Regions from separate parts of the Homo sapiens genome. Here region 1 is linked to region 2. The links are chromatin loops, found by intact Hi-C in ENCODE. Cell type or tissue: dorsolateral prefrontal cortex. All regions are shown on one strand. Links, peaks and the distances in the headings refer to the core of each region. The heading gives the core; the rest is flanking DNA.

Region 1 (5,380 bases), core at 301-5,300, 450 kb before region 2:
TTAGCCGATTTTAAAATATATTTTCTCTTTTGACCTTAGACTTACATGTTTTTATGTGAAAAAAATGGCACAGCACATGACAAGGGCCATCGCAGACTATCTCTACAGCACATAAACACAGCCAGCCAGTGGGCTTGGGCTACCAAGCACTGCAGACGGCAGCAGTTGGTGGCCCGCAGCCTTCTCATCACGAGCAAATCCTGAGTCTGGCACACGGAGTTTGTGCTGTGTTTCTGTTCACCCTGACTGCCACAGACGTTCCTTCTACCAGCAGCTTATAGCTCTACTGCTACATTAAGCCATGCTGAGGGAAGATGGGCTAAGAATATTTTGACTTTCTGAGTTTTAGTAAAAGGCCCAATAATGATTTTCCAGAGCCTTCAGCCCCTAGTGGTGTTAGGGAAGTGTCCCCCTATTTCCAACAGGACTTCTCAAAAGTGTGGAGAACCCTGCCACATCCCTCCTCCCCTCTGCAATAAACATTCCTCCTACCTCCACCAGTGTTATCAGTGCTACATGAAGATACGCCTGGAGGATATAGATTGAGGTGTTGCCAAGGTCAGCTAAAATCTTCTAACAGCCTTCTTGTAATTTCTCAAATGGACAAATCCTTCTGATACATGTCTCTTTGCGTCATAGGCTTTTTCAAGACCACAGCCCTGGATTATGTCCAAGAGGGCCTCCCATTTAAAGGAAGGGCCACTTACTGATCCACACAAAGAAACAGAGAGTGCCCATCCTTAAAAGCACCATCCTTTAGTCCATACTAGAGAAATGCTGGTCTAAGAGGTCCTAAGCCCTGTGCTATGACTTACACAAGCAGGCTCTCCTTAACTTCAGCTGTATCATGCACCTTCACCACAGCCCACAGCTCACTTCTACCCATTAAAGAATTCCACAAGAGGCCTGGATTTTCAAGTACTTCACCTTGCCTGCCTAGGTGAACAGTCAATGGGGCAGCAATGTCTTTGAGCATCTCCCTTGCCCCAAGGGGGCTGCCAAGAGCTTTGTTTTCTGGCTGAGGCAGAGGACTGGCTAGGTGGAGAAAGGGACCATAATGTCCCTCAGCCTCCACAGAGCTAGGGACTGCTATCTCGTGAATGCCACCCAGATCTGCTGTCCACAGGAACTGGGAGGCCTCTGCAGAGAGTTGGGACTCAGACACATCTCAAGGAGGGCAATTGCTTGAGAAATAAGGGCAAGGAGGGCCTTAACATATACCTTATATGCTTTCACAAACCGGACAAAGACAGGAAAGAAGACAGAGGGTGGTGTTGTCTTGGGGTTTTCTCCAAAATACTTCACAACATCATCAAAGGCATCCTGTGAAGAAGCAAATTTTTCTTGAGTTTCATTAGTTAGGCATTTGAACTGGATGCTCTAGGGGGAACGCTGATGCAAAGCAGCAGCCACAAGACAGAGGCTCCCATGGCCTTGCGTTGCTGCACCTCCCTTACCTCCCAAGATTGCCTAACGCCTCCGTGTTTCCTCCAAACGCCTCAGCAGAGGCAATCCGAGGAATGCAATAGTGGGGCACAGGAATTCATCTGCAGGACCTCCTGCCACTTCTACACACAGGCATACATGCATGCATGCACACGCACACACCCCACATACAAAACAAGGAAATCTTTCTTACAGGAGTTTCCAAAGGCCGTGGCAGAACCCCTTAAAACCAACAAGGTCAAAAGGGATCTTGGTCACTCTGACCCTAAATTCCACTTCCTTGCTTCAACACTCCCTATGACAGCCTCACACAGGGGACACTCAGTCTCTGCCTGAACTCTTCCATGATACAAGATTGCCCCAAACCAGAGGCCCTTCCACTGAATCTGCTTTCTGAGTCCCCATCCCCCAACTTTGCCTCTGCCTCTTCTGATAGCGTACTGTTCATTCTGTTTTGCAGGCCTGCCTATCTATCAGCAACCCCCAGTATAGTGTAAGATTTTCAAGGACAAGATCTACAGAAACCCACTACACAGGAAACACTGCTTTGCCGAGCACAGGCCTGACGCATGTGGGCTGAACTGAATACAGCACCCACACTGGAGTGAGTATTGAAGTGAAAGGGGAGGGGGAGGGGACAGGGTAAAGAGCCCCAGATTAGAAAAGGACAATGAGGACGGGGCCCTTCCAAGAATAACCCTGGGAATGGTCCCCCCGTAATAAATAATAGTTACAACAAGAAAGCTACCCTCCACAAACAGAGGGAAATGGAACATTTCTCCCCAAATACAGGGCCTGCACCACAGGCAGCTTTAATGGATGCAGCCTCTTCACAGGTTTCAGGGGCACCAATACTTGCCTGTGCGATCTTGGCATCATCCTGCAGCTTCTTCAGCTTCCCCTCATTGTTGAGGATGAACTCCTTCAGCAGCGTGTTATGGTCATGCATGGTGTACTCTCTCTTGGTCAAGTCCATTCCCCTCTGGAGCTCCTTGACATCCAGCAAAACATTCTCAAGGGAGACTAAAGCAGAGAAAGAACATCCCAGTGAAACTCAATGGGGAAGTCACAACCACAGCGAATCTGGCTGCTGGGCCAAGTTCTCAGGAGATTCTTAGGCTTACTCAAGGGCCCTAAACCTAGCTTCCAGCTTTTGGCACAGAGATCTTTTAATGCAAAGAAGCATTATAAGCACTACATTACATTCTTTGCATGCACTAGTTCATTTGCATCATTAGCTCATTTTGTCAATGAGCAAAAGCAGCATAAAGAGGTTCTGTGGCCTGCCCTTGGTCACACTGCTAGTAGGTGGCAGAGGAGTTCAGGTAACAAATGTGGACTCTAAATCCCACACTTGCACAAAACTATTCCATTTCTCTTACAAGAATAGCCTATGGGTGGGCCCGTAGGCTCAGAGGTCCTTATCTGCAGCAAGCCTAAGGTTTTGTGTGTTTTAGAGACAAGGTTTCACAATGTCATCCAGGCTGGAGTGCAGTGGTTCCATCATAGCTCACTGCACCTTCAAACTCCTGCCCCGACTTTCCAAAGTGTTGGGATTACAACTCTTTTTGCATTTCTCTGACTCTCCAGCAGGGGGCAGCCTTTTGTCGGTTGACCATAGGTTGTATTGATTACTAGGACCCAAAGCAGCCTTGCACAGCTAACAACCCCTCCCTATTCAGCAAGGTTTAGTGTGAACCTTTCTGTCTGCAGTGTGGCCCCTCCCGGGGCAGGCACTCCCCCACAGCCTCCTGAGCAGCTTCTTTAGGACGTTGAGTACCAGCTCTGGGCCCCCTTGCCTGACTCAACTCTGCACGTGGACAAATTATTGGTGCAAAAGTAACTGCAGTATTTGCTGAAATCTGCTGTTTGATATTGGAATACATTCTTAAATCAATGTGGTTATGTTATACATCATTTTAATGCACACTTCTCACTTTTTTTGCTAATGACGTATTAACTTGCTGTTTGTATTTATTTTAGACTACGGAAATGACGTTAGACAAAAAGCAAATTCAAGCAATTTTCTTATTTGAGTTCAAAACGGGTTGTAAAGCAGTGAAGACAACTCGCAACATCAACAATGCATTTGGCAATGCATTTGGTGGTTCAGGAAGTTTTGCAAAGGACACGAGAGCCTTGAAGATGAAGAGCTTAGTGGCCGGCCATCAGAAGTTGACAATGGCCAACTGAGAGCAATCATCGAAGCTGATCCTCTTGGAACCACACAAGAAGCTGCTGAAGAACTCAACATCAACCATTCTACAGTCTTTTAAAGCAAATTTGAAAGGTGAAAAAGCTTGGTAAGTGGGTGCCTTATAAGCTGAGAGAAAACTTTTTAAAAAATCGTTGCTTTCAAGTGTCATCTTCTCCTCTTCTACACAACGAACCATTTCTCAATCAGATTATGACATGCAACAAAAAATGGATTTTATATGAGAATCAGCAATGACCAGCTCAGTGGTTGGACCAAGAAGCAGCTCCAAAGCACTTCCCAAAGCCAAACTTGCATCAAAAAAAAAAGAAGTCATGGTCACCATTTGGTGGTCTGCTGCTGGTCTGATCCACTACAGCTTTCTGAATTCCAGCGAAACCATTACATCTGAGAAGTATGCTCAGCAAATCAATGAGATGCACCCCAAACAGCAACGCCTGTAGCTAGCATTGGTCAAGAGAAAGGGTCCAGTTCTCCACGACAACACCCAACTGCACATTGCACAACCAACGCTTGAAAAGTTGAACAAATTGGGCTATGAAGCTTTGCCTCATCCGCCATATTCACCTGACCTCTTGCCAACCGACTACCACTTTTTCAAGCATCTCGACAACTTTTTGCAGGGAAAATGCTTCCACAACCAGCAGGATGCGGAAAATGCTTTCCAAGAGTTGTTGAATCTAGAAGCACAGATTTTTTTCACTACAGGAATAAACAAACTTATTTCTCATTGGCAAAAATGTGTTGATCTTAATGGTTCCTGTTTTGATTACTAAAGATGTATTTTGTTTGTTTGTTTTTGAGACGGAGTCTCGCTCTTTTCACCCAGGCTGGAGTGAAGTGGTACAGTCTCAGCTCACTGCAACCTCTGCCTCCCGGGTTCAAGCAATTCTCCTGCCTCAGCCTCCCAAGTAGCTGGGAGTACAGGCATGTGCCACCATGCCCAGCTAATTTTTGTATTTTTAGTAGAGACAGGGTTTCGCTATGTTGGCCACGCTGGTCTCAAACTCCTGACCTCAAGTGATCCGCCCGCCTCAGCCTCCCAAAGTGCTAGGATTACATGAGCTACCGCACCCGGCCATAATAAAGATGTTTGAGCCTAGTTATAATGATTGATAATTCACGGTCCAAAATCACAGTTGCTTTTGCACCAACCTACTAAAACAGTGCAGTAGGTTTTTCCCTCAGTAGACTCACACTGTCTTATCATCCTTGATTCTCTAATACTTATGATAGTGCCAAGTACATGGAGGGCACTCAAAGGTGTTCACTGGATAAATGAAGGAGTGAGTGAACACATGAGTGAAGGAATACAGAATCTGTGTTGGGCAACCTGGGCACCAGAGAGCAAACAGAAAGAACAGTTCTGCCAGGGAGCAACCCAGTCTCCCATTTTCCCCACCGATGTTTTTCAAATGACACCATTTGGACCAAACAAAATGAATTAGTACCCATTGGTCAGGTAGAAATTATAATAGCTTTTTAACATTTTTCTTAATTAGAATTGTGAGGTGTAATTAATTTAGGCAAAGGGAAACTTAAAAGGAGGAAAATCATTTGGTCAGAACAGAAATTCTGCCTACTGTCTAAGTGAGCCCCGAACTTGCTCTAGGTCTATCCAGCCTGCGTCATATAGTTCTTCATAGTCAGAGAGTCATCTCCATCTGCCTCTCAGTCTCCACCACAGCTTCTGCAGCATTTGTCCCTGTAACAGTGCAT
Region 2 (5,380 bases), core at 313-5,312:
ATGTCTTAAGAACATTAAGATAATTTGTGAAAAATATCTAAACACTTTGTTTTCATTGTCTTGCATGTCATGCAAATCTTTGCATAAAAAAACCTGAAAAGCCATCTCAATGTTGTTTGATTTGGCTAAATGAGTGGTACTGGACAGATTATTATGAAACAGATATTAACACCTCATGTCGTCATAACTAAAAAGTGTCAACTACAGATTATGGTGGAGTACTTTAAAACTATCCTTTTCTTAGCTCTGGCCCAATATCACAGCCTGATTTGTATTATAGTTAGATTAGATGTAGTCAAAAGGCTTTTGAAAAAAGGTATTTGGGAACTAGCTAAAGCAGAGATATATTTTTCATTTGTCTTGTTTGTTTGTTTTGTTCCGTTTTGTTTTCAAGACACAGTCTTGCTCTGACATCGTTGCTTGAGTGCAGTGGCATGATCTTGGCTCACTACAACCTCCTGGGTTCAAGTGATTCTTATGCTTCAGCCACCCCAGTAGCTGGGACTACAGGCACATACCATCCCACCTGGCTAATTTTTATATTTTTAGTAGAGACGGGTTTTCACCATGTTGGCTAGGCTGGTCTCGAACTCCTGGCCTCAAATGATCCTCCCATCTTGGCTTCCCAAAGTGCTGGGATTACAGGCATTAGCCATTGTGCAGGGCCCATTTTTCTTTTTTTTTAAGCCTCCAGATCCCTTTATGAACACAAAAATCACAAACATTTTATTTTCTAACTGAAGCCAGAACAGGGAATACATGTGTTGAGTATTTGTGTGGTAAAGTCATTCATTTGTTACACTTAGGGTTTCATTTTGCCATTTCTCTAACCAGGGATGGGCCTGGATTCTACTAAGGTGCTAATGAATTTACAAAGCAATGGTTGTTCTCATTTTGAGTAAGTGGAATAAGGAAGATGGAATATGGAATCTTATGACTGAAGGTTAGTCCTAATGGAGTAATTTTGTTGTGTATTAAGATTCGCAAACAGGATATTTAGGTGAATACAGCAATGTACTTAATTCCATGTGACATCTGCTTTCAGCATCTCAGGTTTGGCTCTACCACAGACCATGGAGATGCTTTGTTGAAAAACACTGTCCTCTATTTTTTCCTAGCAACTCATTACGTATATATCATCTATACATTGATCTTAATATTCTTTGAAATTAGCTGGATGCAGTGGCTCACACCTGTAATCCCAACACTTTGGGAGGTCAAGACAGGAGGATTGCTGGAGCCCAGGAGTTTCAGACCAGCCTGGACAACATAGTGAGATGTTGTCTCTACCAAAAAATTAAAAAATTGTCTATTTAGTATATATTTAGTATATAAGCCATTTTAAAAGAAGCTTTAGGCCGGGCACGGTGGCTCGCGCCTGTAATCCCAGCACTTTGGGAGGCTGACGTGGGCAGATCATGAGGTCAGGAGTTCGAGACCAGACTGGCTGATATGGTGAAACCCTGTCTCTACTAAAAATACAAAAATTAGCCAGACGTGATGACATGTGCCTGTAATTCCAGCTACTCCAAAGGCTGAGGCAGGAGAATCGCTTGAACTTGGGAGGTGGAGGTTGCAGTGAGCTGAGATAGCGCCACTGCACTCCAGCCTGGGTGACAGAGCAAGACTCCATCTCAAAAAAAAAAAAAAGAGGTAAATGTTAGGATAACTAAAATTTACTACTCTATAGCATATATTGCCTTAAAGTGATGTTTTAAATGTCAACTTATGTTGTGCAATTTGGATTATATCTGTCTTTAGTGCACCACCCAGATAACTGCTTTTCTCTGCACATGTGCAGAAATGAAGTTCTTGTCATAGTAGACATAATAAACATTTGCTGAATGACCAGCACGCGTGAAATTAAGTAGAAATAAATACCTACCTTTACATTAAACTATAAAGGAGATAATTTATTATATTATGATAAGAAAGATTAAGTGAATATTAATTTTTAAGATAGCACATCCTGGTTTATTGACATTCACTGGCAAAATGAATTATTCAACATATGAATTTTTACTAAACACTGAATGTAGAATATATAACAATTTGGCACATAATTGGCATATTATAATGGCATATTACTGACATGACCTTATAAGGCAATGCTTTTATTTTTGGCCAAATTAGGATCCTGAAATTTGTTTCAATGTTTGCCTCTGTTTTGTACTTCTAGGCCGTTCAGTCGATTCTGGGAGTGAAGCACTGTTGCCACCTACTGTGAAGAGTGCGGTAATGATGATGACAAAGGAAAATGAACAGAGAGTAATAATAGAGTTTTAAATAAATTATGAAGTAAAAATTAAGCGGATCCATCCATACAAGTTACAGTACTCTTGAACTGAATTGCCAGTAAAAATAGTTACTGAATAGAATGAACCAGGTCTGCTAGGAGTCCTGTGAAGCCAGGCCTTTGGAGCTGTGGGAATTTTTTTTTTTTAATAGATGGGGTCTTACTATGTAGCCCAGGCTAGGCTCAAACTCTTGGGCTCAGTGATCCTCCCCTGTAGCTGAGACTACAAGAATGCACCACCATGCCTGGCTAAGGATCTATGGGCTTTTAAGATAGCCTTCCTTGAAGTTTTTGGTTTAGGGATTTTTTTATTTTTATTTTTTTTTGAGACAGGGTCTCGCTGTATGGCCCATGCTGGAGTGCAGCTGCGTGATCACAGTTCACTGCAGACTTGACCTCCTGCAGGTGATCTTCCCACCTCAGCCTCCAGAATAGCTAGGACCACAGGTATAGGTCACCATGCCTAGCTGAAGGTTTTTGGGTTTTTTTAAATACACACGTGTACACACAATTTCCTGAATTTGTACATTTTTTTCCCTTCAACTCTTTTCACCTAACCAATCAATTTTATTATCATTTCTGCTTATGTTTTACTTTCCCATATTACCTTTTTCATAAGCTGATTTCCAAAATGACTTTTTTCTAGATGGTCTATACATAGCTTCTCTCTCTCTTTTTTTCTTTCTAAAGATTCAAACTCCAATTTGTAACAATTTAGTTTGAGATAATAGTTCTCAATTACAATCAGAAGTATTCCCAACATCAAATTTGTTGGACTAACTACCTCAACTGGGCACTAAAATATAATTTCCAGTGGGTACAAAGCAAAATACCATTACTCTACACTTGGCCTCCACATGGAATTCCCCTTATTCCTATGTATTCTCTTCCATTAACTACTTTTATAAATCATTTTCTCCTTGCCTGAATATGAGTCACTGAGGGCAGTGATTACGTTATTTTCATGCCTCCCCTCTAATCAACCCTTGCCCCTACTGCTAGTATTTTGGACATGGTAGGTGCCCAATATTTACTAAATAAAGTGTGAAAAGCGTAATGCCTCTGAAAAAAATGATTTTATTCATCATGCAGGAGTGAGAGAGATAAAGTAACACAATGTAGGAAATAAAAAAGTAATAAATGTTATTAGATAACTGATCAGGTGCTCTTTGTTCCTTTCAGCCAACTTCTAGACAATGGTAGCAGGAATTGGAAGGCAAGAGGAATGGATAAGAGAAGTAAAGGACAGGTAATCACTCAAACATTGGGTTATTCAGTGTGTTTTAGTCATGTTAGGCTGCTATAACAAAGTACCACAGACTGGGTGTCTTATAAATAACAGCAATTTATTTCTCACAGTTCTGGAGGCTGGAAGTTGTAGATTGCTGTGTCAGCCTGGTCAGATTCTAGAGAGGACACTCTTTTGGTTGCAAACTGCTGACTTCTCATTGTGTCCTAACATGAAGTAAAGAGAGCAAGAGAGGTTTCTGGCCTCTTCTTATAAGGGCACTAATTCTATTCATGAGGATTCCACTCTCATGACCTAATTACCTCCCCCAAATCCCACTTTCAAATACTATCTTACTGGGAATTGGATTTCAACATGTGAGTGTTGGGGAGACACAAATCAGTGTTTAAGTATTCTAAGTAATGGGCTAATTGGTCTTGAAAGGGAGGACACAGAATTAAAAGCCACAGAGATCCTGATACTGTGCTCTTGGGAAGTTCCAACAATCACACAAGATAGGTTAGAAGAATATTAAGTGCTAACCAGTGCAATGTTGACCCATGTTCAATAAAAGTTTCAGAAACGTGAAAAACATGTAGATTGGGATCAACTGAGGAATATTTCTGGAGAAGATGGGCTGTTGAATGGATTCTTAAATTTCCAGATGTGAAAAATGAAAAGAGATAAAAGATGAAGATAGGTGAAAGAAGTAAGCATGCATTTTTGGAAAGTGAAATATCATAAAGCAAATAACAGAGATGGAAGACACTCCTATTTCTCCTTGAACTGATTTTCAAGTATGGTGTAGAGCACTCTATTACACTAGCTACTAGGCAGCCACATGTGGGTATTTGCATTTAAAATGAAATAAAATTAAAAATTAAGTTCCTCAGTTGCAATAGTTACATTTCAAGTGATCAACAGTCACATATGCCTGTTGGTATTTGTATTGAGCAATGCAAATATAAAACATATCCGGCCGGGCACGGTGGCTCATGCCTGTAATCCCAGCACTTTGGGAGGCCAAGGTGGGTGGATCCCAAGGCCAAGAGATCGAGACCATCCTGGCCAACCTGGTGAAAGCCCATCTCTACTAAAAATATAAAAAGTTAGCTGGGCATGGTGGTGCGTGCCTGTAGTGCCAGCTACTCGGGAGGCTGAGGCAGGAGAAGTGCTTGAATCCGGGAGGAAGAGGTTGCAGTGAGCTGAGATCGCACCACTGCCCTTCAGCCTGGCAACAGAGCAAGACTCCTTCTCAAAAAAAAAAAAAAAAAAACAAAAAAAAAACAAAGAACAAAAAACACATCCATCATCGCAAAAAAGTTCTATTGTACTATAGTGAGTGCTATTGAGTATTTACTATACAAAAAGCTCTCATAATCCCATTTAATTTTCACGGCAACCTTATAAAGTATATAGTAGTCAGGTGTGGTGGCTCATGCCTGTAATCCCAGCACTTTGGGAGGTTAAGGCGGGCAGATTGCTTGAGCCCAGGAATGCAAGACCAGCTGGACAACATAGTGAGACCCCATCTCTACAAAAAATACAAAAATTAGCCAGGCATGGTGGCATGTGCCTGTAGTCCCAGCTACTTGGAGGTCTGAGGTGGGGGGATCACTTAAGCCCCGGAGGTCAAAGCTGCAGTGAGCTGAGATCACACCACTGGGTGTGACAGAATGGGTGACAGAATAAGACTGTCTCAAAAGATAAATAAATAAATAAAGTATTTTTAAATTTAATATATTTTATTTATATTAAATGTTTTATATTTTGAGACTCTGTCTCCAAACACAAAATAAATAAATAAATAAATAATAACGTATATAGTTAAAGGGCCAGGCGCGGTGGCTCACGCC

Evidence for each region. Peaks named below come from ENCODE experiments on the same cell type or tissue, not always from the same donor. Only the 100,000 strongest peaks of a DNase experiment are listed, where the experiment ranks them.
Region 1: a loop joins it to region 2, with 8 times the contacts of the local background. A loop is called at or near these places in 99 of 110 quality-filtered maps.

What each region holds. Positions count from the first base shown.
Region 1 is chr2:152,633,516-152,638,895 of GRCh38, reverse strand. It overlaps FMNL2 (formin like 2), which reads right to left. Exons shown (of 26, transcript NM_052905.4): 22 at 2,306-2,469; 23 at 1,222-1,323. Among named protein-coding and RNA genes, the nearest start is that of PRPF40A, 81 kb to the left of the region's middle. In dorsolateral prefrontal cortex, for the core only: CTCF peaks have their summits at 2,830 and 3,030 (motif pointing right); a DNase peak (open chromatin) is centred at 3,035; H3K27ac peaks cover 3,629 bases.
Region 2 is chr2:152,186,923-152,192,302 of GRCh38, reverse strand. LOC105373689 (a long non-coding RNA gene) reads right to left here. Exons shown (of 3, transcript XR_923477.3): 3 at 1,616-1,633. Among named protein-coding and RNA genes, the nearest start is that of STAM2, 14 kb to the right of the region's middle. In dorsolateral prefrontal cortex, for the core only: CTCF peaks have their summits at 1,997 and 2,202 (motif pointing left); a DNase peak (open chromatin) is centred at 2,215.